Linked DNA regions of Mus musculus: region 2 is linked to region 1. Evidence: chromatin loops called from intact Hi-C (ENCODE). Cell type or tissue: heart. All regions are shown on one strand. Links, peaks and the distances in the headings refer to the core of each region. The heading gives the core; the rest is flanking DNA. Region 1 holds the start of Atp6v1f (ATPase, H+ transporting, lysosomal V1 subunit F). Region 2 holds the start of Tnpo3 (transportin 3).

The links. A loop is a pair of places that touch in the nucleus more often than their neighbours do. Peaks named below come from ENCODE experiments on the same cell type or tissue, not always from the same donor. Only the 100,000 strongest peaks of a DNase experiment are listed, where the experiment ranks them.
Region 2: it touches region 1 in a loop (2.7-fold over the local background); 1 of 42 quality-filtered maps calls a loop at or near these places.

What each region holds. Positions count from the first base shown.
Region 1 is chr6:29,464,755-29,480,256 of GRCm38, forward strand. Atp6v1f (ATPase, H+ transporting, lysosomal V1 subunit F) reads left to right here and starts at 3,029. Exons shown (of 2, transcript NM_025381.2): 1 at 3,029-3,220; 2 at 5,313-5,755. The coding sequence starts at 3,063. The coding sequence ends at 5,514. It overlaps Atp6v1fnb (Atp6v1f neighbor), which reads left to right and starts at 6,683. Exons shown (of 2, transcript NM_001145360.1): 1 at 6,683-7,196; 2 at 8,544-8,675. The coding sequence starts at 6,773. The coding sequence ends at 8,653. It also overlaps a transcript of Kcp not described here. In heart, for the core only: no CTCF peak of the experiment used is centred there; DNase peaks (open chromatin) are centred at 9,297 and 9,627; H3K4me3 peaks cover 1,393 bases; H3K27ac peaks cover 1,537 bases; H3K27me3 peaks cover 603 bases.
Region 2 is chr6:29,602,319-29,617,820 of GRCm38, forward strand. Tnpo3 (transportin 3) reads right to left here and starts at 7,531. Exons shown (of 23, transcript NM_177296.5): 1 at 7,048-7,531. The coding sequence starts at 7,167. In heart, for the core only: no CTCF peak of the experiment used is centred there; a DNase peak (open chromatin) is centred at 7,593; H3K4me3 peaks cover 2,245 bases; H3K27ac peaks cover 1,321 bases.

The DNA.
Region 1 (15,502 bases), core at 4,771-12,770:
TTCTTCTGGCTCACAGTTTGAGGTTACAGTCTATCATGGTGGAAAGATACAGTAAAGAAGCTTTGATTAGGTTGGTGGGAGCTCAAGGCTGCTTACAGGAAGCTGGGAGGGTCAGGACACAGAAAACACATCTGGGTAGCTCAGAAGACACTCAGATCACATTGGACATATTTAGCCTTTTAACTCAGTCTTGGGCCCCATCCTACGTGATGGGACCAACCACACTCTGTTTGTTGGAAGACCAGAGGTATGTCTCATGAGTCTCCTAGGACCAGAGTTTCTTTTCAGTTCAATCAAGTTCACAATCCAAATTGACTGCCAGACATACACACAACCGCCAGACTAGACCATGTGGATATGTCAAACATGCCATACCCAAGGTTCTCCTCCCCCCATCACTGACTGTCTGTCTGTCTGTCTTTGTTGGAAAAACAATGGCCCTTTCCCCTCCAACCTACTCATTTCAGAATTTATACCCTCAGGAATGTTACTTCTTGTTTTGTTTTGGTTTTTTTTCAAGACAGGATTTCTCTGTGTAGCCCTGGCTATCCTGGAACTAGCTTGATAGAGCAGGCTAGCCTTGAACTCACAGAGATGCCCTTGCCTTTGCCTTCCGAGTGCTGGGATTAAAGATGGGCAGAATTGTTACTCTTATTCCAACAGGTACCCCGGCTAGAAGACAGGTCTCTTTGCTTGCTGCTCAAACACATCCAATCTCAAAACTCTGGCTCTAAGAATCTCTCACCTCCATGTAGTCCACTTTCCCTACCATCAGCCCTGCACTCCAGCCGGCACTTCTGTTTGATTCCCTCCTTTGGCAGTGACTCTGCACACACGTGGTTCTAGAATAGCTCTAACGTATGAGCCTGGTGATGAGGACCCTTTAGACCTCAGGAAAACATCTAGATTCTTTAATTTTGATTGTTTGCTTGGTTGTTGGTGGTGGTTGTGGTGGTTGTGGTGGTGGTGTGCGTGTGTATGTGTTTGGAGAAAAGGTCTCTCTATGTATCCCTGGCTATGCTGGAACTAACTCTGTAGACCAGGTAGCTTTAAACTCAGAGATCCACCTGCCTCTGCCTCCTGAGTGCCACTGCAGCCTGTTTTGTTTTGTAAATTTTTTTTTTTTGGTGATAGATTTAAAAAATCAATTGTTTGCATTTAATTAGTTATTTGCTGTGCCTCTGCGTGTGTTTGTAAAACAAATGTAGAGAGATCAGAGGACAACTTACAGAACTTGCTTCTCTCTCCTTCCACAGTGTAGGTTCTAGAGAGTTCACTCAGGTCATGAGCTGTGTAGTAAGTGCCATAACTCACTGGGCCATCAGGACAATCTTAACATATAGTTGTGGTGGTCTGAATATGTTTTGCCCACGGGAAGTGGCATTATTAGAAGGTGTGGCCTTACTGGAGGAGGTGTGGTCTTATTAGAGGACGGGTGTCACTGTGGAGGTGGGGCTTTGAAGTCTCATATATATGCTCATGTCTGGCCCATGTGATCAAGACTCTTGTTCTGGCTGCCTTTGGACTGAGATGTAGAACTCTCAGCTCCTCCAGGACCACGTCTGCTTGCAAGCTGCCATGCTTCCTGCCATGATAATGGACTGAACCTCTGAATCTGTAAGCCAGCCTCAATTAAATGTAACCTTTCTAAGAGTTGCCCTGGTCACAGTGCCTCTTCACATGTGCTGGTGCCCCTCTCATTCCTAAGACAATATCCCAAGCTGGCCTTGAGCTTGTGCCAATCTTCTTGCTTCAAACCTCCTAAGTGCTAGGATTGTTTCTATGCAATTATCTAAATTTAGGAACTAACATGAGGCCTTGCTTGGTTTCTACAGCACTACATAGTGTCATCATTCATTTGCCTATTTCTTTGGTAATTTAATATATATTCAGTAATTGTTAGCCATGTCATAGTTAGCATGCATGTGTACATCATACCGATTCAGACCTTGACCTTCCAGCTAGGAAATACCTGTTCTTGGACAGTTATGGTAGCCTATGTCTGTAATCCCAGACTGAGGCAAGAGTTGAAACAAACAAATGGACAGGAAATAGTGGTGCATTTCTGTAGTCCCAGCATTCAGGAGGATGATGCAGTAGGACCACTGGCTGCAAGTTCAAGGCCAACCTAGTCTACATTCTGAGTTCCAGGCCAGAAAAGGCTACATATAGCAGGTTTCAAAAAACAAACTACCAAATAAAACCAAAAAAAGGGGGTAGGTAGTTTGGCCTAATCCTAATATTTGGATAAATCTTTTTATAAGATTTATTTATTTCATATATGTGGGTACACTGACACTGTCTTCAGATGGTTGTGAGCCACCATGTGGTTGCTGGGAATTGACCTCAGGACCTCTAGTAGAGCAGTCAGTGCTCTTAACCACCTAGCCATCTTCCAGCCCTGAGACCTATCTTTAAAAAAAAAAAAGCACTGGGTTGACCAGATGAACCTCAAGGTGACTCTCATAGGGTGTATTATGACCTCACAAACTTGTGGCCTGCTCCACTGCCACACTACACCTGCCTCCGAAATCACAAATGTAACAACAAAAAGATGTTTTTTTTTTTTAAGTCAAACAAATCAAGCACACACTGTTCTGTTTTGTGTAATGGCGCAGGCCTATAATACCAGCATTCGGAAAGTAGAAGCAATAGGATCTATCCTCTTCTACACTGCAAGTTCAAGTCCGGCCTGAGATAGGTAACCATCTGTCTCAAAAAAGCCAAAACCAAACTAACGTACACTGAAAAGAAAGAAAAAAAAAGTATGTCCCCTAAAGTCTCGGTCTCTAATAACACTAGGTTCAAAAGGCATTTCTTCCAAGAGAGAAGAAATTAAGGACAGAATGCCAGAGAGAGGCCTGTGACGCTCAGCCTTCTGGGAGACGTAGTTCTGTGGTTTGTGTTTCTGGCCTCTATGGCGCAAGAGTACGCAGATTAAGCGGAGTTCCTGCTAAATGCGCATGCCCGGGAGGCGGGGAACTGCGCATGACTGAAGGGCGGGGTCTCTGCGGGGGCGGGGCATCACAGGTGTTTGGGAAGCGCTCTGCCCGGCGGACAGGATGGCGGGCAGAGGTAAGCTAATCGCGGTGATTGGAGACGAGGACACGGTGACTGGTTTCCTGTTGGGCGGCATAGGGGAGCTAAACAAGAACCGCCACCCTAATTTCCTGGTAGTGGAGAAGGATACCACCATCAATGAGATCGAAGACACTTTCAGGTACGGTAGCCTGTTAGGCCTAAATGGGTCCTTCCGCTTGCTACAAGCACGGGGAGAATTGGTGGCCTGATAACCTGGGTGTCACGTGGTGATGGGGACCGGGATGGTCCCGGAAGTCGTCTGTCCACCCTGAGCAGGGGCCTCCGCCATCTAAGTTCCCTTTTGGGGCTCAGTGGGGTCCGGCCTACCGCAGGTCCACGAACTTTCCCCATCACATGATTGTGTGTCAGTTTAGGAGGGGAGTGGAGCTTATGGTCTGCACCAGCTGTAATTGGACGCCTGGAGCCTCTTGCCAGTGCTGACCGGCTTGTTCAGCCCTCTTCCGGGGTCTCTGTAGCGTATTCTCTGAACCTTAGTCTTTTCGACTAAGAAAACTAACCACCTCCAGCGTAGGTCCGGACAGTGGGCGCGTGTGTGTGTGTGTGTGTGTGTGTGTGTGTGTGTGTATACGCTTCATTTATCTTAGAGGCTTACAATTGTCCTGTAAGGTACTGGTTATTCCCAGTTACTAGTGAGAAAAATAAAGGACAATTGGTTAGGGCACAGGCACATTAGCCATAGGAGGCAGAACCCAGGTCAACTCTTTCTTTTTAATTACGGCGTTTGTGTGTGTCCGTGGGTAGGTGTGCACACATGGAGGTCAGAAGACAACTTGTGGAGTCAGTTTTCTTTCCATGGGCTTTGAGGATTGAACTCAAGTAACAGGGCTTGGATAACAAGCAGCTTTACCTGTGTCTTCTAAGTTACTACCCACTCTGTTTATTCAGCTCCCTGCAGTCTGCCATGGGGCTTCCATTTGTCTTGCGCACAATAAGCAAAACATCTGGGAAGTATGGCCTTCCCCAAAGACTTTGTACTTCAGATCTTCACATCATACCCTGGGTCGTAGTTTTTAAAACTGGGTGCAGGCATTCCTTTTAAGCCAGAAAGTGCACTGTTGACTAGAATTGAGGGTGCCAACTCTCTATTTTTTTTCCTCATTCCTTTTCTAGAATTACTATGCCAAATCTCAGGAATAAACTGCCCTCACCTGTTTCCCCTAAATAGCCCAGTCCAGGGATGCTGGCTGAGACTAGTTCCCACAGCCTGGAGCGTGGCAGGCTCTGACCTGGGAGACTGATCTCTTAGCAAACCAGTAAAGTGACCTCCATTGCCACTGGAGGACAGATCTTACTTCCAAGGATTTACCATGTTTCCAACAGGAAGGGGTCCTAAAATCACCAAGCCAAATCTACTCCATGCTCGACACAAAGTAGGTGCCCAGTGAATGACTTTTAATGAGTAAATACTTAGCTGAATGGGTGTGCATGTCTGTGTGTGGAGGTGATCACATGCGAGGAAGGCCAGAATGACAGTATCTGTCTGGAAATGGTGATTCCTTCATTGCTGAGTTTCCTCTTTCCATCTTGCCTTTGGCTTACAGCAGATGTCCTCCTGGCCCACCCCCTGCCCTAATCAGTATAGATGTGAGGCATCCAGTGGTCTCATTTACCCTATCTCAAAAATTTACTAAAAAGCAAAAGGTATACAGTAAGGAATCACCCTGCCACCCCCACCCTTTCAACCTCTATCAATAAGAAAATTTTGTTTTGTTTTACAAGACAGGGTTTGTGTAGCCCTCCCTGACTGTCCTGGAATTAGCTCTGCAGACCAAGCTGGCCTTGAACTCCACTACCATTTAGTCTTTTTCTTTCTTCTCTTCTCTTCTCTTCTCTTCTCTTCTCTTCTCTTCTCTTCTCTTCCTCCTCCTCCTCTTCTTCCTCTTCCTCCTCCTCCTCCATTTTTTTTTTTGTGGTGGTGGGTGGTGGTTTGTTTTGTTAATAAGGCTCTTGTGTTTCTAGACTTTCATGCAGACACAGAGGGGCTCCTATTTCTCTCTCCTCTGCCTCTCCTCCACAGGGGCAGCTTAAAGAACACACTGACTTGCACCCTGGTCTTCATTACCAGTTCCCTCCACGAGCTGATGTGTGGACTCCAACCCTGAGCTGTGTGGTTCTGAGCTCCTATGTGTAGTTGCTTCATCCAAGAAAAGAGAAGGCTGAAGGCCTTATACCTCCGGCCACTGTCAATTCCTCTTCTTCTCCCCCAACAGGCAATTTCTAAACAGGGATGACATTGGCATCATTCTCATCAACCAGTACATCGCAGAGATGGTTCGGCACGCCCTGGATGCCCACCAGAGGTCCATTCCAGCTGTCCTGGAGATCCCGTCCAAGGAGCATCCCTACGATGCAGCCAAAGACTCCATCCTGCGCAGGGCCAAGGGCATGTTCACCGCTGAAGACCTGCGCTAGGGCTGCTCAGCCCTCAGCCCTCCTCATCACCAGGCCTCTCCTGGTTTGCCATGCTCTATTTAAGTGTCAAGCCTTGGTTTCCAGCCCCTCCCTTCCTCTTCACTGAGTGGCTCGTAAGCTGTTGGGGTTCGGTTGTTCAGGTCTAGGCTGGGTAGAGAAAGAAAGCCCAACTGTTTCTCCACTGCCTCCTCCCTGTGCTGTTAATAGTATCGTTGTTGATATTAAAGGAATTATTCTCTCCAAATGGGTACTGGTATGGATACGTGAAGGTTGCAGCATTGGGGGACATTAGACTTGCAAATATGGAAAAGCAAGGTGAAGAATAATTGGTGGGGGGAATAATTCAAGGACTGGTCACCTGGATCAGAGACTGCCTTCAGCGATGGAGGACAAAGTTTGAGCCCAGTCTTTCTACCTTTGCTGCTTCACCTAGGGTCTTCACGGTGCTGGGAGGGGCCTGCCCAAGGGACAGAAGCAATTGCCTAGGATTGTCATTGTCATTCTAGATGAGTGTTCTCAATCTGTGGCTCTCCAAAACCACAGGGGTCCCCAAGACCATCAGAGATCACTGATATTTAAATTAATGAGTAGGAAGATTACAGTCATAAAGTAACAACAATAATGTTATGGTTGGGGGTCACTACACCATGAGGAAGTGCATTAAAGAGTCACAGCATTAGGAAGGTTGAAAACCCCTGCTCTACATAGAGCCTGGGGCCTACAGGTCTGGGAATCAGATGTTGAGTGAGCCTTTCTAGGCTGCCCCAGAAAAGGTAACCTGGGACTCTACCAAGGGCAATGGCAGGCAGAATCCTGGCTTTCTTAGTTAGGGTTCCATTGCTATGAGGAGACACCATGACCAAGACAAGTCTTACAAGGATAACATTTAATTAGGTCTGGCTGGTTCATAGATTCAGTCCATTATCATCAAGGCGGGAGCATGGCAGCATCCAGGCAGCCATGGCACAGGAGAAACAGTTCTACCTCTTCACCCAAAGGAAGCCGGGAGCAGACTGTTTCCTCCGTGGCTAGGAGGAAAGTCATAAAACCTACCCATATAGTGTCACACCACCTACCCCACAAGGCCACACCTCCTAATAGTGCCACTCCCTGGGCCAAGAATATTCAAAGCAGCACACTGGCCCTGTGTGAGGCAAGGCTTGGTTGCTAAGTGACCATCCCAGGGCAGCCACCCACTGTCCACTTGCTATGCCCACTCAGCAATAGCTACCCTGATACTGCTCATTCCTTTGCCACCATGTCGAGGCAGCTCAACATGGACACCCTGCGGCAAAACTTCTGGAAGGAGGAATATCTCAAAGAGATGATGTTGCGCTACGAATGGCAGCGCAAATATGGGACTCTGGTGAAGGCCAAGCAGAAGGCTAAGGCTGCATCCCGTCTGCCCCGAAAACTGCCCACCCTGTTGCCTCAGGCCTCAGTCGCACCACCACCACCAGCCTCCAAAACAACCCCGTCTAAAGCCCCCAGCCCTGCCCCAGAGCCTCTTTTTCTGTCAGATATGTACCCCGTTGCGCCTAACACCAAAGCCCTGCTGTATGAAGGCATCTCCCACGACTTGCAGGGGCGCTACCAGTATCTCAACACCCGAAAACTGGATCTGCCAGAGACGCGTTACCTGTTCCCCATCACCACCAACTTCACATATGGCTGGCAGCTGGGTGAGCCCCGACCTCCCATAAATGAGTCCCCTCACAAACACCGAGCGCCTGCCATGTGCTGGAGAGAACATTCAGGGGAAAGGCCAGATTGTGGGCAAGGAGATAGATGTAATAGAAGCTCTGTGAAATGAAGGAACGGTGGGGGGTGGGGAAGCGTGTGCTTCAGCCGGATCATTAGCACAGGCCTATCGCAGGCGTTTAAGGCTGAGGGCTAAACGACATGGGGAAGGGTTCTGTCCTAATTTGAGGGGAAGCTAGTGAGGATTTAAACAAGTGAGTGATGCTGGATTTGAGACACTGAGGCTCCTGGGCAGGTGAATTAGGCATCTGTGTTATCTTGGCAAGACGTGATTAGGATTAGAACTGAAATCAAGGATGTTTTAGACACCACTCCATGGGGCTTCTTGCCGGTTTAAATAAGACAGGGAGGGCAAGCAAGGGTGACCCACAGATTCTGTTGTAGTTGCTCGTGAGATTAGAAGAGGACAGGGCAGGTGGTATTTGAAGACAGGTCCGTGGTGGCCATAGTAGGTTCAGGATGCCACCGAGGCAGCTGTGTGTGGAAGCATGGCCTTCCTGAGTTAGGTCAGAGCTAAGAATGGAATTTTACCTGAAGGGAGTAGGGAGGTGGGCCAGCATGTAGAGGTGGCATCGGCAGGAAGGCGAGCACCTGTTTTTGTTTTTTTTTTTTTTTTCCTGAGAGACTGAAGGTAGGTCATCGGCCAGGACAGAAAGCAGGAGAGCCCTGGTGGCTTTCCAAAAGTGTAGGGAAAATACCAAGGCTGTATGTGCCATTGGGTTGATGAGGGCTCTGGAGTATCCATTCACTCACTAGCCTACGGGTCAGGAGGTCCTAGGGAGTGTGTCCCACTGCCTGAGCATGTGCAGAAAAGATGGGTGGGGGGAGCAACACAGGGACCTCGTTTTCCTCTGAGATGAAAGTAAGGGTCCGGCCTTCCCTACAGAAGAAAGAGGAAGCCCCAGAAGTGAGGTGGAGGTAGAAGGAAAGTCCCATGTCTCCACAGTTTGTCCCTGTGACAAACGTAGCTGAAAGGCACTCTCTGACCTGTTGGCCCTGGGGAGAGAGTGCAGTGGTCCATCATCTAGATGCCCAAAAAAGACCCCAGTGGAGCATCTTAGAACCCGATGATCATGGCAGACAGCTGAGTCCAGTTATCCAGCACCCAAACGGATTTTCCTGTAGTCCACACTTCTCAGAAGTCCTTTTTATTTGTTTATGCAGGGCAGGTACAACATGGGTAGAGTCTCAGGGCTATGTGGGAAACTCCTGTGCTCTGAGACCTCCTTCTCACAAACCCATTTCTAGTATCTGACATCTTTTCCCAGGCCCTCCAACAAAGCAAGAATTGGTCTCCTGCAAGATGTGCCGAATTGAGTCATTCTTCCGTAAGAATGGTGCCTTTGCACTCCTGGACCCTCGAGATCTGGCCCTCTGAGCTTGGGCCTGGCAGTCACTTAGGAACCAGAAGAAGAAATAAGAGGATTTCTGGTGGAGCCTCATTGCTCTGTTCGTGCGTGTGCGTTCGAGAATGCGTTCGAGACTCTCTCTCTCTGTGTGTGTGTGTGTGTGTGTGTGTGTGTGTGTGTGTGTGTGTGTGTTCTCCCTGGCCTTAATGGTTCCCTCTGGGCCTTTCTAAAACTATCTCACACCTAGTAGCGTCACCCCTTTAGCCTTTTCCTTAATCATCAGCTCCAAATCTCCAGGGGACCCAGCAAGGGAAGGGGCAGGTTGGGTAGGGTCAAAGCTATTCTCCAAGAGTAGGCTCCTCAGTGCCAGGGGACAGTAGCTCCTGGAAGTTCTGGGTGTTCCTGGGAAGACGGTGGGTTGTCAATCAAATGTCAGGGCAAAGGGGGCACCTACCATTCCCTGCCTGCCTCTTACCTGGCCCCGAGTGCCCGCAGCTGCAAAGTCCTGCCTCGATGCACTTGTTCCAGCAGTTCCCGCAAGATGCGTTGCCGTCCTGCTCTGTCCTCCTAGGTGGCAAGAGCTCTGAGTGGGTAGGTGTGGCCAAGAGGGGACCGCCCTGCACCCGCCCCTCTCGCTGAGTCCCTCAGAAGCAGCCTCATCCCTTCGGGGACACAGCCGCGGTGGCCACGCCCCCTCTCCCCAGGCTCTTGCCTGTGGTGCCTTCTGAGCCACGCTGGGAAGGAGCCCCAGCGGATAAACCCGGCGATGGTGGTTCGCAAGGATGCGGAGTCGTTCCAGGACCTGGGGAGGTGGCAGTCAGCGGGCTCTGCCTAGGCAACCCTCCCAATCCCACCACTACCACTACCGGCAGGCCGGGCCTTGGGACTCACCCGGAGCCGCTGCTGCTCTCGGTCCCTCCGCCGCCGCTGCCTGGCTGCTCCGTTCAGCTCTAGCAGTCGCTGCAGAACCTCCTGCCCTGCGCTGGCCAGTGCATCCTCCCTGTTCCGGGGCTCAGGCCACGCGTCCTTGGAGGGTTTGGGGTCCCTAGGGACTCTCTGCTCCCTGAGAGCACTGGGGAGCCTTGGCTGGCGCTCCTGCGCCTCAGAGACAAGTATCCCTCCTTCTGGGCCTTGGAGCTGTGGTGGGGTGGGAGGAGCCCACGTCCCTTCCTGGGTGGCTGCTGCCTGTGTCACCTGGGTGCTCCCACCCTGGGGTCCTGCTATCCCCTTTTCCACATGCTGAGGGATGGGTTTTTCTGGGGACTTGCAGAAGTCACTGGGATGACCCTGAGGCTTGTCCTCTTCCTGGCGCCATACTGTGGCTCCTCTCTGAACTTCCTCCCAGACTTCTGACTTACTGCCTTCCTGCAATGGAGGGATTTTAAATTCCTGGCCCTGTTGAGCCTGCTTCCTTTCACTTTGACTCTGAGGAACTCCTTTGTCTTGTCCCTGAATTGACTCTCCTTTATAACCCTGAGGTGACTGGCCACGCTGACCCTGTGGTGTCTCCTCTGGGTGACCTTGAGGAGTCAGCAGTGTCTGAGGTGCTGCTCTCTCCTGACTCAGGCCGGAGCCCAGCCCCTTGGAGAGGTCTTGGAGAGCTGACAAGCCCTGGGAAGCCAGGTCAGAGGGCTCTGGGCCTTCCTGGCCCAGCTTTCCCTCCTGTGTACTTCTGAGAGTCTGTCCAAAGGAACTCTGAATGTTTGGTTCTGCTTGGCTCCTTTCTTCCATCTTGCCTGGGTCCTAGGAAGGAAAAGCATTTTGAGCCCAAAAAGTTTGTGCGGTAGCCCCGCGACTGCTCTTCCCCAAGTGGGTTCCATATCATATCACTACCACCTCTACCCACCCACTTTTGCTGATCTCTGAGTGTACTTAACCATTTTATGCTGTTTAAAAGGTCTCAGCACTGGCCCCTCTTACCTCCAAAAGCCCCACCATACCCAGGAGCTTTCTCCCAGGTAGACTCCACCCCTTCTGCCCCCAGAGGGCCCTTGTCCATGACCCTCTGACCCTTTCACCTTAAGTTCTGAGTTTCCTGGCTCCTTGAAGCTACTGCTGTTGGTCGAATGTAAGCAACCTGAGGGTGAAAAGCCAGACAATGACCGATGTCTACTGGCATCTGGCCTCTTACACCCAGATTAGGATAAAGATGCTTGAAGCTGAGCAGTGGTGGCCCATGCCTTTAATCCCAGCCCTCAGGAGGCAGAGGCAGGAGGGTCTCTGTGAGTTTACAGCCAGCTTGGTCTACAGAGTGAGTTCCAGGATAGCCAGGACTACACAGAGAAACCCTGTCTCAAAAAGCCCCCCCCCAAAAAAAAACAAAAAATACAAATGAGGATGCCCAAGTAGTGCTTATATTTCCAGTTGTCACAATTCCTGAACCTTCCTTCCCACTGTCTTACCACGCGCTGCATACCCGGGCTGTATGCAGTGCCACGAGTCACCTGTGTCTACAACGGCCAACCCCAACTTTTTAGCCTGAAGAGACCTCTCTAAGGAACCTGCACTTTTCCTCCCCCAAGAACACCACAAGAAGGGCCATTTGCTGGGACCCTATGGCGTAATGACACCCCCCCACACACACACACACACACTTTATCTGTGTCTGGAGGTTCAGGATGGCAGAAGAGCCCCACTGTTCGGGCCCTACTTTCTCTGTCATGAAAGAAAATCCTACTTAGCTCTTTGTTTCTGACAGCAAACTCAAAAGAAGTTTGCGATGAAAATTTAAGCCAGAAGCTGGCTTAAAAACTGCCAAGTCTTCATAATTTACAAAAGAAATCTAAAAGAAAGATGCTCTGCTCGCTGCTCCCTGCAAGGTTGTGATCTCAAAGACTAGACTAAGTCCTCCAGTGTCTCTGTATAGCCCCTGCGCTTGGCATAAGGGTGACAGATCACCTAAGGTTGCTAGTCTCTTCCTTCATCCTTGGGCATCAACTGCTGCTTCTTCCTGCTGCTCCTGTCTGAGCTCCAAATTCAATTCAGAATCCCACTGGACACAGTGCCAATCTGGAAACTGGCAACAAAACCTACTTCTGTTGAGCATAGAGGTACACCTGTAATCCTAGCACTCATGAGGATGAAGCAGGAGGATTGTGAGTTCAAGGCCAGGCTGGAATCTACAGCAAGTTCCAGGTTAAAATGACCTATACAGCAAGACCCAGCCTCAAAAAATAAAACAAAAATATATAAATGCAGATATATTTTAAAACCTATTTGCCGTCCCCAACTGACTCTGACACCCAATGAAAGGCTGTGCGATGAAGAATGACCTGGGATGAAGGTATCCCTGCTTTCCAGTCTAGTCTGGCTTACCAGCTCCAGGAACTCCTGCTCCACCGGCTTCTTGCCCCTCTCCTGTTGATGAACCAGGTACAGCCTTGGCAGGCATAATGGGGCCCTCCAGCCTTGGGTCTCCATCACTCCTGGCTTCCTCCAGATCTGAAGCAGATGAAGAATCTGTAGCCAGCTTCCTGTAAGAGTTCAGCAGCTGCAGTAGGGAGGCAACCTAGACTAGCCCCACTAATCTCCCTAGCCCCTTCAGGCTGCCTCCCCTGCACCCAGTGGATCCTGGGAAATGGAGGCAGGAGGAGGGACACTAGGGGGACTGTGGAGTGAAGAATGTTCTCTGTCACTGTGAGGTAGCATTGAGTGTAGAGTCCCTGGGGAGCAAGACTCACCCCTTCAGGAGCTGGTGGCTCTCACTGTGGGCTTCCCCAGCCTGGGGTGGAGGACACAGCTTGGAACTCTGCAAGAATCAAGTGAGCCCAGACCCACAGGATAGCATTCCCCAGGTGTGGAAGGAAGCTCCGAGCCAGCCCCCAGGTGTCCTGCCTCCTGGCATTCGTGCCCTCTGTGATACCTCTTCCTCAAGGTTGATCAAACTCTTTCGTATTGTTCACTGCTAGCCTAATGATTGTTACTACTGAGGCTGCCTCAGCCTGAGAAGCCCCTAAGCTGACCTCAGTGACAGGACTAAGGTGCCATCCCAGTTCTCAGCTCCGCTTTGGAACCCAGTCACCTCTCCAAAGGATGGACCAGCTTGAGGAGAGCCCATGGCAAAAGCCGCTCTGAATCTCTGGCTCAGGGCTATGTTGGACACCAGTGCCTTTGACCTCTTAGATCGGCCAGGTGGCATCCTTCCCTCTGGGGAGCCACGTGGAAAGACTTGCATATGGCCCCAGTTGATTTCACCAGCTAGTTAACTGTTCAGTCTTTGGATTAGGAGAGCATGGTGTTTGTTGGGTATGGTAGAAACCCTTTTGTTCCAGTGAGTCCAGGAGTTCTCCCAAAGGCCTTTGAAGAAAGATCTAGAAGGATCTATCATTACCCACATTTATAGCTAGGCTATAAGAAGCTTAGAGACCACAGGAAACCATAAAGCAGATATTTGAACCTGTAAGTCCTAAAGGCCCTTGCACCTTCCACTCCCCCCACCCCCTACCCTTGGGACTCCCTCAGTGTCACACAGAACCTCTACTCAGCCACTCACCAGCTGCTCAAAGTCTTCATCTACACTCCTGCCCCAGGACTGGCTGCACTGGCTCTGTGCATACTGAGTCTGGCTCCTCTGGCTGCAGTACCCGGCCCAGGGGGGCCAGAAGAGGCCCAGCCCTACCCCAGTCAGCAGCTCCAAGTCCCAGAGAAGCTGCAGATGGGTGGGAAATGAGAATATGAGGAGATCCACTCAGTCTTCTGCATCTACTTCTCCCATGTGCCAGCCCCTACCTTCTCCTGTGCCCGCTGGCTCCCCTCCATCTCCAGCAGTGTCATAGGTAGCTCCAGCCCTGGGGGACAGTCACAGCCCTCATGAACCTGAAGAGGGGATCAAGAGTGGAGTCAGGCCCCTGTCTGCTCCCCTGGAAGCAGCACTTGGCTTTTCTTACCTGCTGTAAGGCATTTTGAAGCTGGCCTAGATCTGCAGAGCGCTGGAAGAGAAGTTGGTACAGGGTCAAGGCTTGCTTGGGGCTGCAGGGGAGTCTTGGATACCCAGGAGTGGTTGCCTGTGCCATGGGGAAGAGAACGGGTCAGATGTCCTCTCCTTCCTCAATATCTGCATCTGCTGCAGGGGCCTCAAGGGAGGTAGAGGACAAGGGACAGGGAACAAAAGCTCTGATCTCAATAATGCAGGGCCCTGACACCTGAGCAGGGCTGTGCAGGAGCCTCCTGAGATGCTGGGGTCACTCTGGGAGAGGTGTCAAGGAGTAAAGGTGGAATGCAGAGCCAGACACAAGAGACCTTGGCATGTGTTCCTATCTCTGACGCCAATGCATATTTATCTTACATAGGCATCGCCATGCTTTTATTTATGTTGCTGTGGTAAAATGGCCTAAGAAAAGCAACTGAGTAGGTTCCATGGAGATGACCCAGCCGCTACCTGCACTGCTGACTTTTCAGAGGACACAGGTCAGGTCCCCAGTGTGCACATGGAAGCTCACAACCATCTGTAAAACCAATCTCAAAGGATCCTACACCCACTTCTGATCTCTGTGGACACCCAGCACACTGACAGTGCCCTTACTTGTATGCAGGCAAACACACACACACACACACACACACACACACACACACATCTTTTTTTAAAAAAATGTAGGGTAAAAGTGTTTGGTTTAGCTCCCAATTCCAGGTTACAGCCAATCAGAGTGGGGTGGGGGGGGGTCATAGTGGCAGGAGCTTGAAACAATAGTCATGTCACCTCTGAAGCCAGGGGCAAAGAAAAGACATACACACACTTAGTACTCAGATTTCTCTACCTTCATACAGTCTGAGGGAGCAACGCCGTCCACACCAATTAAAGTAATCAAGATAGTACCCCACAGACATGGCACAGTACCCCTGATCATGGCAACCCCTCACTGAGATGCTCTTCCCACATGACTCCCAGAGGCGCCAAGTTGAGCATCAGAACTAACCATCACACGAGCACATCCATTTTATGAGAATTTCCCAGCTGTGTTAAATGGTCATCACAAAAGTATGCATTGTATGGGTCATGGTGTCCGCAGCATGACACGTGTCAGCCCCCACACGCCTCTGCATGGGATCCCTCATCACAGCTGCACATGGTAGGCACTATGGCCATCCTCATCGACATACCAGGAGACTGGCTCCCGAGAGCTTCTGATTCATGGCAATGTTTCTCTCGCTTGAAATGACATGGCAAACACTCTGAGAAGGCGTGGTCTAGGGACAGTCAGTGAGAGGTGGGTGTGAGCAGCTAGAGTGAGCAAGCAGTGGGAGTCCAGCAATGGTGCAGTCTCTGCCCACCTGCTAAACACTGTCCAGGGGCATCCACCTGTTCCCCTTCCATGCAGGATGCATGCTGCTGCTATACTCACGTACATACCCATGCATGCTGCTGCTATACTCACGTACATACCCATGCATGCTGCTGCTATACTCACGTACATACCTATGCATGCTGCTGCTATACTCATGTACATACCCATGCATGTATGCTTCTATACTCATGTACATTCCCATGCATGCTGCTGCTGTACTCATGTACATTCCCATGCATGCTGCTGCTGGACTCATGTACATTCCCATGCATGCTGCTGCTGGACTCATGTACATTCCCATGCATGCTGCTGCTGTACTCATGTACATTCCCATGCATGCTGCTGCTGGACTCATGTACATTCCCATGCATGCTGCTGCTGGACTCATCTATATGTGCATGTAAGGAAAAGAACCAAAACAGAGGTCTACTCTACAGATGAGATGTTGACTATTCCCCAATGACCCAGGCTTGGTCCCCAGGCTGACACTACTGGGAGATGCCATGGTCTTTTAAGGAACAAAGTATTCTAGTAATCCTTTGGTCTCTGGATGGTGGTGGCACATGCCTTTAATCCCAGCATTCTGGAAGCAGGTGG
Region 2 (15,502 bases), core at 4,066-12,065, 140 kb after region 1:
TTTTTTTTTTATACTTTTCATCATTCAGTTTCCAGATAGGACTACAGAACCAACCTTTCTCTGGCATTTTTAAGTTAGGGTCTCATGTCAGCTGGCCTCAAACTCAGTGTGTAGCAGTCTTCCCATCTCCACCTCCCAAGTGGTTAGCATTACAGGCATGCACCACCACCCCTGGTTTATGCAGAACTGGGAATCAAATCCATGGCTTTATGCATGCTAGACAAGCAACCTACCAACTGGGCCACAGCCCCAGATCTAAACTATAATTTAAGATAACTTCTAGCCCACATATCGTCTCTATGAAAGAAACAACAACTTAAAACAAGGAAACAGCAGAATTATTAGCCCTAGAAAGAGGCAATCTTTGATCCCCATAGCTTTCTAAATTGTCTAATTTTGTATACACACTGAAAGTGGCCCAAGGAAACTAAATATTCAGAACATGCAAGCTGCTGTTACATAAGGATTTCTTTCAGATCTAATTCAAAATAACCTAGTTTCTTTTAAAACATTTTAGAGTTATCAGTGATATCCCCTTACCACAGAGAAGGCAACCATGGCTGCAGAGTTCCAAGAATTTTGGTGAAAAAGTCTGTAGAGAAATAAAGGTTCATCAGAAAACACCTGTTTTGGGCTAGAGAGATGGCTCAATGGTTAAGAGCACTGACTGTTCTTCCAGAGGTCCTGAGTTCAATTCCCAGCAACCACATGGTAGCTCACAACATTCTGTAATGGGATTGAATGCCCTCTTCTGATGTGTCTGAAGACAGTGACAGTGTACTCATATAAATAAAATAAATATTTTTTTAAAAATTAAAGAAAGAAAACATCTGTCTTAGCTGGACTTTCGAGAATGCACCTGTAACCCCAGTACTTGTCGGACAGAGGCAGGAAGATCAGGAGTTGCAGAGGTTTCAAAGACATCCTGAGCTACAGGTGACACTGTCTAAAAAGGAAGGCAATCCAGCACTCAGGAGACAGAGGCAGATGGATTTCTGAGTTCCAGGCCATCCTGGTCTACAGAGTGAGTTCCAGGACAGCCAGGGCTACACAGAGAAACCCTGTCTCGGGAAAAAAAACAAACAAAACAAAAAAACAAAAAACAAACAAACAAAACAACAACAACAACGAAAAAAGGGAAGGCAAAACAAAGAAAAAGGAAACAGCACCAAAACTTTAGAAACCAGAGAGATACATAATCTTCTTGTTGTTGTTGCTGCTGCTGCTGCTGCTGCTGTTGTTTGGTTTTTGAAGACAGGGTTTTATATAGCCCTGGCTGTCCTGGAACTCTCTCTGTAGACCAGGCTGGCTTCAAACTCCCAAGTACTTTGATTAAAGACAAGCGCCACCCACCATCACTCAGAACACAATCTTATGGGACAAACCTAAAAAGGCTAAAATCTGCCTGGGGACAGGATGGACTTAGCTGGGGAAACTGAATCCATAGCTCAGAATTCTATAAGCATCAGGTACAACTAAAGGCAGGTACCAACTCTGTATAAGCAGCAGTTAGAGCCCTAGATTTTCTCCTTGACTCAGTGCAAATGATGTATTATCTTCCCATCCTAAAGGAGGTTTTACTCTGTGGTTTACTCTTGCAAGACTCAATAGGGTCTCTGGATACCCAGGAAAAGACTCAAGTAAGGATAGGAATATCATCTAAAAACACAAAATTAAATGAAAACCTACACACCTGAGTTCCATCACCTGTCCTCACTCCCCCACGCAGCAGCTAAACACAGGCTGCCTAGTTTATAATCTCCAGGCACAAAACTAGGAGACTGCTCAAAGTAAAAGTGACCCAGAAAAGAATGAGCAAAGGAAGACAGTAAGGGACAACATGGGCGGTAGCCCATCCTGAAGCTAAAAGAGAGGAAAATCAAGTTCAAGGCTAGCCTAAGCCACAGTAAGATCTAGACCAACCTGAACTATATAGCAAAATCCTGTTCCAACTACCACCACCACCCCCTTTCACCATTTCCAAGGGAAAAAGTTAAGACAAGAGTTAAACATTGGGGGCTGGAAAGATGGCTCAGAGATTAAGAGCACCGACTGCTCTTCTAAAGGTGCTAAGTTCAAATCCTGGCAACCACATGGTGGCTCACAACCATCCTAACAAGATCTGACTCCCTCTTCTGGAGTGTCTGAAGACAGCTACAGTGTACTTACATATAATAAATAAATCTTTTTTAAAAATTTTAAAAAAGAATATTAAAAAAAGAGTTAAACATTGTAGCACACTATAATTCTAATAGGAGGCAGAGACAGGAGGACCCCCAATTCAGACAGCCTGGGTTACATAATGAAACTCTAGCCCATCTCCCTCACCCCACCCCAAAAAAGCTGGAGAGAACTTAACCTTAAAAGAATAAGGTTTTGAGTTTGAACCCTAGAACCCACATTTAAAAAGCCAGGTACCAGCATGGGGGAGGCAGGGACCATCTGGCTAACCAGACTAGCTTTCTCTCAAAGGAGTTGGACATTAGTTCCTGAAATGACACTCAAGGTTGTCCTCTGACCTCCAGACAAATGGAAAGACAATAAAAGGTTTAAGGTAACCTCAATTATCCACCAAATGAAAGAATAATTCATGAAAATATTATAAAATCCAGTTATCAGTAGACCCAACACAAGAAAGAGGTGAAGGAAATTCCCTAGGACAGTGTTTAAAGAGGGATTCCCAGGACAGTTAATTAGGAAACAGAACCAAGACAGATGAAAGATTCTACATATTAAAGTTATCAGAAAGGAAATAAATAAATAAACCCACACCTGGGCAGCTCAATGGTGGCCTCCACCTTTTATCCTGGCACTGGGGAGGCACAAGCAGAGGCAGTCGGATTTCTGAATTTGAGGCCAGCCTTGTCTACAAAATGAGTTCCAGGATAGCCAGGGCTACACAGAGAAACCCTGTCTCAAAAACCCCATACCTGTGTTAAAGACTCTATAAGGCTCAATGGCTGATTAAAACTTCTGATGATATTAAGTTAGAATGATGCAGATACAGAGCCAAATTATCTTGCACTATTTTTAACCCCCTCAATAGCCATTCATTGTCCTTCAAACTTCAAGGTACATTCTTAGCAAACCACTAACTTCTACCAGTCCAAAGGCTAAAAATGTTATCAGTACCTAAAACCTACTCAGAGCCAATTGTGGTGACACATGCCTTTAATCCTAGCATTTAGGAGGCAGAGGAAGGCAGATTTCCATTGAGTTCCAGGCCAGCCAAGGCTGCATACATAGGAAGACTGTCTCAAAACAAAACACTTCTAGAAAACAAAAGACCTACAGCAGTATCCCTGTTTCTTTCCTATAACCTGCTCATCCAAAGGCCCACCAATAAAACCCATAAATTCTGAGATTTGACTTTCCTTTTTATTTTTTAATTTCTCTTTCTCCCCCCCCCAATCCCCGTGTGTGTGTGTGTGTGTGTGTGTGTGTGTGTGTGAGTATGTACACAGAAGGGAGCACCAGATGCCCTGGAATTTGAGTACAGGCAGTTGTGAGTTGCCAGAGAGGTGCTAGGAGGCAAACACTGACTCTCTTAGCAGTAAGGACTCTTAAGCACTGAGCTGTATCTCCAGCCCCACTCCCCTGTTCCATAACTAATACAATCTCATGTCACCAATTCCATCGCACAACAAAATAAAGGCACTCTGAATTCATGTTTGTAGACTATGATCATTCATATTTGACTCAAGTCAGTGGGGTGAGGGCTATTTTGGGAGTTGATAAATCTTAGGGCTACAAGCTTATTTCAGGCAACAAATTTCCTGTTTTCTATAACAGGAAAATAGGTTATCAATATGAACATATATTGGACATTTTATACTGTGGACATTTGGGAACAAATGGCATATATATATAGAAAACAAAACAAAAAAAATTTTAAAGATACTAGCAAGCACAAAAGACTTTTAAATTTTAAAGTAAAACTTAAGTTTTGATAAGAATTAAAATTATATAGGACTGCAAAATAATAAAAATTCAAACACAGGGTTACTTGAAATTCTTGAGCCAGAAAACAGTAATTAATGGATTGTGCTCAGAGAAGGATATCTGAATAGTGATTTTGGTAATGACAAGATCCAGGGTACAACTACATGACCTGAAGAAAATAAAGAAATGAAAAGGCCAAAGTGATAACGTGATTGTTCATTTAAATGCTCAAGTTAGGCACTTGAGAAAGACAGACTGTAGCCACTTGCTGCCCAGCCTGACCACTTTAGTTAGGTATCTAGAACCCACATGAGAGAACTGACTTCCACAAGTTGTCTTCTGACATACACAAGTGTGTCCACACACATAACACATAATAAAGAAATGGACACCCTGAAGCTGACCAAATGATGATGTACAAGCACGTTGGGTGTTCTTCACCCCTTTTCTACATCTTTTCTGCTCCAGCAGACTTTCTCCCCTTTCCCGTCCCCCACACCTTGATTCAGGGTTTCTCCACATAGTTCTGGCTGTCCTAGAATTCATTACATAGACCACACTAGCCTGAAACTCAGAGATCCACCTGCCTCTGCTTCCTAATGTCCCCTGGATACTAGTTGGCTTGATCTATAAGGAATCCCAGAAGAACAGAGTCAGCAAATAAATTCTTCCAGCTCCCTCACTGCAAAGGACCTCAAGTTTTGTCACCAGAAACATGTCATTCTCCCTCAAAGAAGCTAAGTAACTGCTCCTCTCTCTCTATTCCTTCCAGAAGAAAATAACAGTTTGGCTAGAGGTTATAATTCTATTTCTTCTGACAACAGTGTACCCGCAGCTGTATAGTGTGTTTATAACAAACCCGCCTGGGGCATGGAAAGGAAAGGAGACCTGTAGGCCTGCCTCTCAGCTCTGGACATGTTACATTATCAGCATGAGTATACTATGTGGTCAGCACAGGCTTGTTTGCTTGTTTCCAATTACCAACATCTAGTTACTTAGAGGCTATATTGTGAGTTAAAGGCCAGCCTAGAGAACTTAAAAAGTTTTTTTTATCAAAATAAAAATAAAAAGGATGGGAATAGAGCTTAGAGATTAACAATTTGCACAACATGTGTGAGGCCTTAGGTTCAATCCCTAGTATCTCTCATTAAAAAAAACAAAAACAAACAAACAACAACCAAAAAAAAAAAAAGAAAAAAAGAAAATTCTCCCAACTAATTATTCTGTCAAGTTGGTCATCTCTTCCTGTTGAGATTCTACAATGAATAGACACACAGAATAATTGGAACTAAAGGAGAGGAAGGTGAGTAACTCAATCCTAACATACTTTAAGCTCTATGCTGAAGAATGTCTCTCAGCTCTGGACATGTTACATTATCAGCATGAGTATACTATGCGGTCACCACAGATTCATTTGCTTGTTTCCAATTACCAACATCTAGAACTTGTTTGTCCATGATAGGTTCTCCAGTACTGATTTAAAACACAATCAGTAGATACAGCAAAGAAGAGCTCACCTAGTAGGTTACTTATATGTTAGAAAACTGTATGAGGGGCTGGTGAGATGGCTCAGCGGTTAAGAACACCGACTGCTCTTCCAAAGGTCCTGAGTTCAAATCCCAGCAACCACATGGTGGCTCACAACCATCCATAACAAAAATCTGATGCCCTCTTCTGGTGTGCCTGAAGACAGCTACAGCATATACACATATAATAAATAAATAAATCCTTTAAAAAAAATAGAAAACTGTATGAAGAACTGTAGAGAACTGTAACTCCCTCGTCTGCAGAACTAAAAGCTACAGGAGGCCTACACGGGGAGCCTACACTGAACCTTTTTTTTCCTCCTCCATTTAGCCCTAATTGTCCTGGAACTCTGTAGACCAGGCTGTTCTGGAACTCAGAGATTAGCCTGCCTCTGCTGAGATTTAATCTCAGCTGAGATTAAAGTCGAGTGCTTCCACACCCAGCAAAATTTTATTTGTCTTCCCACAATATAAACAAGAACTTGAGTGTCACATTTACATGCAACCATCAGAGTTAAAGTGGCAAATATTTTTTTTTAATTATGTACTTGCAACCTAGGGGCTTATTTAAGAAGATACAGCACCATTAAACATCAGTTATGAGTTAAACAGAAAAGGGAGAGCAAGCATTTCATGTTTGTGAGTATAAAATGAAATAATGAATAAAGGGTGAAGAGAGAGAGAGAGAGCTAGAGATGTAGGCAGGACTGGATCCCCAGCACCAAACACAAGGAAAAGAAAAAGAAAGTAGGTACTTAGTCTGTTAAGAGGCTCCTTAGTTTTCAAAGAATTTCACAGTTCATAGACTAAAACCTAAACACTGTCAGCAAAATCACAAGCTATTAAAATTCATAAAAAATAAAAACATAGCAAAGGTGAGTGTGAAAAATCATGGAAGAAAATACAAAGTGTGAGTCAAAAAATGAAAAAACATGAGCCCAAAAATTTAACATGTGGAAATACGATAGATACAACACACACTCCACCACATGCTCACAAAAATATGGACTAATTAATATAGCTATGATAGCCATCTTACAAATAAAAACGTACAGGCAGAAGAAATACAGTAGGAATCTGATATAAAACAAAAGAACTACAAAGATTTCCTGAAACCATAACTAATTTTTCTTTATATTACGTTGCACTCCAATGAGAGGAGAAAATTTGTACGAACACGAATCTAGAAGCCTGAGAAATTTCGAGAATAACACGAATGAAAATCGGCAAGGGACACTGAGGGGTGAGTAAGGCTGCCAAAGGGAAGGTATTGCCAGATGCAACTCTTGAATACGGAAGGTGTACCAAAAGCACTTAAAGGAGAGCCAGACCACAAGCGAGACGTACAGAACTACAAAACGGATTCCACAGACGAGGGAAAGGGCCCGTTCGTGACCAATCAGTTGCCACTGGTTTCCGAAAGGCAGCACATCTGTGGCTGCTCAGCCCCACCCCGCGGCACCAGCTCCTTCGGAAAGAGGATCTCCCACTGCCAAGCGCTCCACTCAAGCGGAGAACCATCCCATCCCACTCGGCCCTGGTCCCGCGCGGCTCAGAACGGACTCTCCCCGAACCTCACCGAACGCTGCAGCTCCCCAAGCCAAAACGAGGCGCGCTCCTTTCCGCTGGGATCCGGGTCGTGGTAAAGCGCTTGCACCGCCTGGTACACGAGCTGCAAGGTTGGCTTGGCTCCCTCCATGCTGGCGGGAGCGGCGGCGATGACAGCAAAGAGCCCGATACTCCTCCCTAGGCTTCCGCTTGCTCTGCCTTCAAGCGTCCTCACTGTCTCGGCCACAGCCGCTCCCTGACTGGCGCCATCTCCTCCTTTCTGGCCGTTACCAGGGAAGGGGGGTTCCTCGTGGAAGTTGCCCCCTCGGAAACAGCGGAGAGGTCGCTTTCAGGTTCCTGCCTCCTTTTTGTCTTGTCTTCCCGCCAGAATCGCAGACTCTCGAGTCCGGACACGGGTTCTGGCTTCTGCACCTCCCGCCTTGCTCGCAGAGGCCTACCTCCGCATGACACGAACCACGCAGCGAGCCGAAGCAGGGCTTCCCCGGGCCGGAAGTGGCCGTCCGTAGACTTTGGCACACTTCCGCCTGGTGCACCACAAACTGCCTCCTTCCCGGCACGCCTCCTCTTGTTTCCCCCGCCTCCTCCCGGAAGTGACCCTGCCGGACTAGGAGAACCAAGGGGAAGTAGGCACAAGGTAGTCAGTCTCCTAGGTGCGTAAGTCTTTATTTGAGCTTCAAGTCTGGCTACTCTTAACGTTCCTGACCAAATCTTATCTCGTCAGCAAGGAATCCAAAGTCTTTCCTCCCGGTTCCTACTTCTTCACCCGTCTCCAAGGAGTGTTTAAGAAACATCAGTTCAGCCGGGCGTGGTGGCGCACGCCTTTAATCCCAGCACTCGGGAGGCAGAGGCAGGCGGATTTTTGAGTTCGAGGCCAGCCTGGTCTACAGAGTTCCAGAACAGCCAGGGCTACACAGAGAAACCCTGTCTCAAAAAAAAAAAAAAAAAGAAAGAAAGAGAGAGAGAGAGAGAGAAAGAAAGAAAGGAAGAGAGCCTGTAATCTCAGCTCTTGGAAGTTAGCCACAACACCATCAGGAGGAATTCAAGACCAGCCTCTAATACGTGGAACTCTGTCTCTTTAAAAAAAAAAACCAAAAAAAAAAAAAAAAAAAACAGCCAAGCGGTGATGGCAGACAGGTTTAATCCCAGCACTCTGGAGTCAGAGGCAGGCCTAACTCTTGAGTTTGGACCAGCCTAGTCTACAGAGCAAGTTCCTGGACAGCCAGGAATACACAAAGAGACCTTGTCTCAGAAAATAATTAACAAATAAATAAATAAATGACAAACAAAATCAACTGTCTAGCAATCCTCAGTTAACATGCCAGTTTCCCAATATTGCTGCTTCACTAAAAATAACTGTTAGTATCTAATGAAGGCTGACCATGTGTAATGTAATGTAATGTAGTGAAAGATTAACAACCTTCCAAAATAAGTCCTTTTTTAATGAAATAGTTTTGGTTTGCTTATTTGTTTGTTTGTTTGTTTGTTTGTTTCGAGACAGGGTTTCTCTGTGTAGAGGGCCCTGGCTGTTCTGGAACTCACTCTGTAGACCAGGCTGGCCTCGAACTCAGAAATCCGACTGCCTCTGCCTCCCGAGTGCTGGGATTAAAGGCGTGCGCCACCACGCCCAGCTCTAATGAAATAGTTTTAAAGACTTATTTTTATGTGTATGAGTGTTTTGCCTACATATTTATGCATGTGCAACTTGGTCCTGGAGGAGTTACCGTGTGAGCTGCTATATAGATCCTGAGAATTGAGTGTGGGTTCTCTACAAGATCAGTGAGTGTGTCAACTCTCCAGCTCCTAAACCTCATTTTAAAAGATGAGAATTTAAAGCTGTTCATGCTGGACCATATTTATAATCCCAGCACTTGGGAGGCAGAGACAGGAGGGTTGCTGCATATTTGAGGCCAGCCTGGGGTTCTTTGTGTGGTTCTGGTTGTCCAGAAACTCTGCCTTCTGGGTTCTGGGATTAAAGGCATGTACCTCCACTGCCCAACTAGTCACAAGAATTCTTTTTTTTTTTTTTTTTTTTGTGGTTTTTCGAGACAAGGTTTCTCTGTGTAGCCCTGGCTGTCCTGGGACACACTCTGTAGACCAAGGTGGCCTTGAACTCAGAAATCTGCCTACCTCTGCCTCCCAAGTGCTGGGATTAAAGGTGTGCACAATCACTGCCTGGCAACCACAAGAATTCTTAAATGAAAGCTGGAATTTGAGCTGGGAGCCCTGGAGGTTGTGGGGTGAAGGGTGAAACATGCATTTAATCCCAGTACTTAGGAAACAGAGGCAGGCAGAGCTTATATGCAGAATGAAGTCAGCCTGGTCTACAGAGTGACTTCCAGGACAGTCAAGGCTTTACAGAGAAACCCTGTCTCAAAAGCAAGCAAGCAAACAAACAAAAAACAAAGACAAGCAAAAAAGTTAATACTATAAAACTCTTGGATGAAAACAGGTATACAGTTATGACTTTGGATCAGGCAATGACTTCTTAGCTATGCTACTAAAACCAGTCAAAAAAGAAAAAGGTCACTGGAATTCATCAAAACTAAAAACTTTAAGGAGTCAGAGAGATGGCACTACAGTTAAGAGCATGTATTGCTCTCACAGAGGACCTAAGCTTGCTTCCCAGAACTCATGTGATAATGTACAAGCATCAGTAACTTGTAAAAGTAACTTTGTTTTTTGAGACAAGGTTTCTCTGTGTAGCCCTGGCTGTCCTGGAACTCACTCTGTAGACCAGGCTGGCCTCGAACTCAGAAATCCGCCTGCCTCTGCCTCCCAAGTGCTGGGATTAAAGGCGTGTGCCACATGCCTGGCAAAAGTAACTTTTATTAGCCATATGTAATTGTCAGCTTGGAGGCTTACTACTAAATAAACTCACTCTTTCTAGTCCTTTCTGAACTCTGGCTGGCTGGTTCAACTCCACTGTTCTGGCTCAAAATTGTTTTTCAAAATGACTGATTCAAACTGGCTTCTCTCAGCTTCTCACCGAATTGTTCTGCTTGGACTCAAACTAACTCTGGCAATATTCAGGTTCCTTATTTATTCTCTAGCTCACTCTTCACCTAGCTTGTTTTCTCTGCAACATGTCTCTGTAAAACTGTCCCATTAACCCCCCCCCAATACTGTTGTTGCTCTCTTAAGTAACCTCTTTTCCTCTCCAGTTCTTGTGAGAGTTGGTGTATTCTACCTTTGACTCATTCTGTCAAATCTTTCTCTGATTTGTCACTTTGTCTGCCCCTCGAATAGATGTCATTTCAAACATGGCTGCTTCCTTCTATAAACTAACCTTACTTTCACTGTTTGGAGTTAAAAGTGTGTGCTAATGGTATGTCTGTGTCCCAAACAGAGGGACTAAAGGTGTGTGGCCTATCTGCATTCCAGCAAGATCACAAAGACCTAGAAGGTCTTTGGATGTGATCCCTTGCCAGAACAGCCATGTTGCTGGGCTAAAATTCCTCTATAGTAACTCCAATTCCAGGACCCACTTCTGACCTCCTCAGGCATCAGGCATGAACATAGTGCACACACATACATGAAGGCAAAACCACTAATACACAGAGAGTAAAAATAAATAAGAGTTATTAAAACTTGGGCTAGGGACGTCACTCACTTGGTAAAGAGCTCTGGAGCCTGTACAAAGCCCTGGCTTTGATCCCCTCACTACATCAAGTGTGGTGGCACACACTTATAATTCCAGCACTCCACAGTAAGATGCAAGAAGATCAGAAGTGCAAGACCATTTTTAGATACTTAGTAAGTTTGAAACCAATCTGTGACTTATGAGACCCTGTTTCCAAAAAATTAGGTGAAACACTCTAGATTGAAGGGAGTAGGATGGCCATCTAAAAATATTTTAAACTAAGACCAGACTGATGGATGAATAGGAAACTAATGTAAAAAGTATTTCAGTCAAAGGCAACAAATGTTCAAGTCTGTAGGAAAAAGAGAAAGGTGTATTTTATAAAGTCTATAGGCTGAAAAATTCTACACCAACTGGAAGAAAGACTTGATACTTACCAAACACATCCTACATATCTTTGTGTCCTCAAGAGATTGCTTAAGGTGGTAAGTGAACAGAAATTGCTTTAAGTGTCTTTAAGCTCCTTAGAGATTTCTCTTAAAGCATCCTAGCTTGCAACACTAAATGTCTTGGGCAAGGACAAAAATAATAAACTATTGCAGCAATCCTGGTGAGGAGCCATAGTGGCCTAATGTAGGAATTAGGGATGGAGATGGTGAAGTGTAAAATAAATTTAAGAGAATAAATTGGATGTGGTGGTGATTGTGGCTACAGAATGCAGAGAGGAGAAAGAGACCTCCGCTCTCTGAAACACAGACACAGAAATTTACTTTTATAGTAGCAGGAGAAAGAGAATGTCAACTATATACTCCAGGAACTGTCCCAGGGATTGTCATAAAGCTTAGATCTGTTCCAGGTTTGACAGTCATGACTTTCAGTGAACCTCAAGTCCAGTAGCAAGCTAAACTGTGGCTCTACAGAGTGCTCCTGTCCTGAATTGTGCCATTAACATAGACGGACACTTTTGTGTCTTTACACAATGTCAGATTGTTTCGAATGTCAATAGACTTTGAGAAAAAATCTGTTTCATCACTGACTACTCCTAATTTCACTTAGAGTTGTGGCTATAGCAATTGTAAAATTTTCTTTTAGTTCCAGTCCAATCTTAATTACTAATACAAATTTTGAATCATACATCATGCTTCATACATTCATAAATAGGTTACAGAGAGCTTAGAGGAGTGAAGAGATTACAGAAGTTTCTCTTAAAAATCATATTCAGCGGGGAGAGGGCATGGGATGGGGGACTCCATAAGGGAGACCTGGAAAGGGGGAAACATTTGAAATGTAAAATATCCAATAAAAAACAATATTCAGCAGGGCTGGAGAGATTGCTCAGCGGTCAAGAGTACTGGCTGCTCTACCAGAGGTCCTGAGTTCAATTCCCAGCAACCACATGGTGGCTCACAACCATCTGTAATGGGATCCAGTGCCCTCTTCTGGTGTTTCTAAAGACAGTGACAGTGCACTTACTGTGCTGGCTGGTTTTGTGTCAACTTGACACAAGGTGGAGTTATCACAGAGAAAGGAGCTTCAGTTGGGGAAATGCCTCCATGAGATCCAGCTGTGGAGAATTTTCTCAATTAGTGATCAAGAGGGGAGGGGCCCATTGTGGGTGGTGCCATCCCTGAACTGGTAGTCTTGGATTCTATAAGAAAGCAAGCTGAGCAAGCCAGGGGAAGCAAGCCAATGAGTAACATCACTCCTGCTTCCTAACCTGCTTGAGTTCTGAAAGAAAGATGAAATTTCAAGACCTGTAAGTCATATAAAGTACTCAGAAATTGCTGGTTGTTTGTGAGCCTAGAGGCTGCCTGGGGCTGAGAAAAGAGAAAAACAAACCTGGGTATGCCCCGTAGTTAAAACATTCCTGGGAACATCTTGACCATAAGATAAAGGGGAATGTGAGGACATAACAGGGCTATCTGAACTGAGTCAACAACTCACAGAACTCTGACACCCTGCACGTACATGTAATTTTTCTGTTAATGTTTGAATAAGCCAATAGTGTGTCGCTATGCTGAATTCCACACCCCTAAGCCCCTTACCCCATAAAGACCCCTAACTTTCAAGCCTCGTGGCCGGCATCTGTTATCTCCTGTGTGGGATACATGTCGGTCCAGAGCTCCGTAATTAAACGTCCTCATGTAATTACAGCAAGATGGGTCCTCGTGTTTCTTTGGGTGCTCTCACACTCCCGAGACTAGAGTGGGGGTCCCCAAAAGGGGGTCTTACAGTTCCAGTCCTGACTTCCTTGGTGATGAACAGCAGTGTGGAAGTGTAAGCTGAATAAACCCTTTCCTCCCCAACTTGCTTCTTGGTCATGTTGTCTGTGCAGGAATAGAAACCCTGACTAAGATACTTACATACACTTAAATAATACATACACATAAATAAATCTTTTTTAAAAATCATGTTAAGCTGGATGATGGTGGCGCATGCTTTTTATTCTAGCACTCGGAAGGCAGAGGCGGATGGATTTCTATGAGTCCAAGGCCAGCCTACAAAGAGAGTCCAGTATAGCCAGAGCTACACAGAAAAAAAAAAAACATATCTTGGAAAAAATTATATAACCCAGCCTTGCTGGATGTGGTAGCTCACCTTTTAATCTCAGTACTCTTCAGTCAGAGGCAGGGGGGATCCCTATGAATTTGATATCATCCTTGTCTAAACAGTGAGTTCCAGGACAGCCAGGGCTATGTGGAGCAGCCAGGTCTCGAAAATCAAAACAAAACAAAACAGCCAGGCTGACTGCAACAAAGAAACAGAAATAAAACTTGAAGACAAAGGCCAGGGATCCAAATCAGTGGTAAAGTGCCTGCCTACGATGCATGAAGAATCCCCAGGACTACATAAGCCAGGCCTGGTAGTGAATGCCTGTAGCCCTGCCCATGGAGAGGTAGAGGCAGGAGCATCAGAAGTCCAAGATTATCTTCAGTTATGTAGCATGTTCAAGATTAGCCTGGGCTACGTAAAACCCAGTATGAAAAAAAAAATTGAACAACAATAAATTCACAAGCTACCTCTGTTTCGTCGTTGGTAACAATTTGCAAAGTAGTCCCAATGTCCCTCAACAGCTCAACATTTGAAAGCATTGGTTCTTTTATTCCAGTCTTAATTACTGATGTTAACTCTCAGGTTGCTCATTACATCACACTGTAATTACACACACACTCCATTCAAGTTACAGAATGACTATAGAAAAATTAAAAAAGGCCTCAACAGAGTTTAAGCAATTCAAAGATGCCTGATTATAGTCGGAAGTAGAGTGTTAATACAAGTGTAAATAACAGAGGACAGGAGGTGTCGACAGATGGGAGCACTTTCATAATCTTCATATTTATAGTCTATATTATACTTAAAAGAGTTCATTTTATAAGTACCTCATACTTTAAAAATGGAGTCAGCACACACAATTATAAATTGCTCACCAGTTACATATTGCTAATGGTTTGCCTTAATGCCTTTAATCTACATGTAACCTAGATGGCACCTGGTTGGACGGAGAGGTGGGGTTTGCAAGACTCAGAAAGCTTGGAAGCATTTGACAGTCCCCCTATGCAGAGAGATGATAATGAGGAGAAAGAGCAGTGGTCATTGGGGGTGAAGCTCCCACACCATGAAGCTCAGATTCGAGGCTGACCATCTGGCTACAGGGACAAGACTAAACCTTGGAACTGTGGAATGGCCAGCTGTTTGATCAGACTCCCTACAATGGATGCTAACTGGAAATGGAAAGGGGAAAGCAAGTCTTTGAGGATGCTGACCGCCTATTTCTCAAACTCCAATCTTCTGTTACAGCAGTAAATCCTCTTAATTGCTAAACTATCTTTCCAGCTCCCACCTTGGTTTTCTGAAACAATTTCTTTCAAGGGGTCCTGAGACTTTGACTATTAGGATAAACTGGCTATCCAGAAAGCCCCAACCATCCTATCCTGTTTCTGCCTCCCCAGAACTGATTTATAAGCACACACCACAATATACTACTTTTACCTGGGTTCTGGAAACCAAACTCAGGTTCTCGTGTTTAATAGTGTGAAGGTTTAAATAAGAATGACCTCATATGCTCATATATGTGAATACTTAGTCACCAGAGAGTGACACTACTTAGAATGGTTGGTAGGTATGGTCTTGTTGGGAAATAACGTCACCGGGGATGGGCTTTGAGGTTTCAGAAGGCTCAGCCAGGTCTAGTGGCTCTCTGTTCCTGTTGCTTGTGGATCCAGATATAGAACTCTAAGTTGTAGTTTCTTTAAAAACTCAGTTATGTCATGTTATGGTATGGTATGGTATGTTATATGAATCTATATTTGTTTTAATCCCGGGTGTGGAATAAGAGGCTGCTTCACAGCAGATGATTATAATTTGCCTTGTGCACTGGCAGGGGCGTGATCTTTGCCAGCTGCAGATAGTTTAATTCTGGGGGCTCTGGAGAGGGTGTAAATGGGAGAGCCCTGAGAGGACCTGGGGCAGCCCTACCCCCTGCTGCTCCGACCCCACTGCTACCCCCACTGCTGCATTTGCTGTTGCTGGATATCCTGACAATGAAGACTGGACTTGCCCCAAGAAACCCAATGCCCCTAATCAACAAGAAGCCATCTATGCTTCCTTTTTCCTTGGATCTTTCTCTCCTACCTAGTATGTGGGGGTTGGAGGGTGGAAAGGATCATCAGGGTAGAACAGGGTTGGAAAAGTAGTAGATATCAAAAGCCAGTAAAACAGCTCAAACAAATACGGCAACACTCAGTTATTTCTCTCCAGTACCATGTCTGCCTGCATGCTACCATGCTTCCTGCCGTGAGCACAAGGGACTAAACCTCTGAAACTATAAACAAGCCCCAAATGCTTTCTTTTATGAGTTGTTGTGGTCATGATGTCTCACCACAGC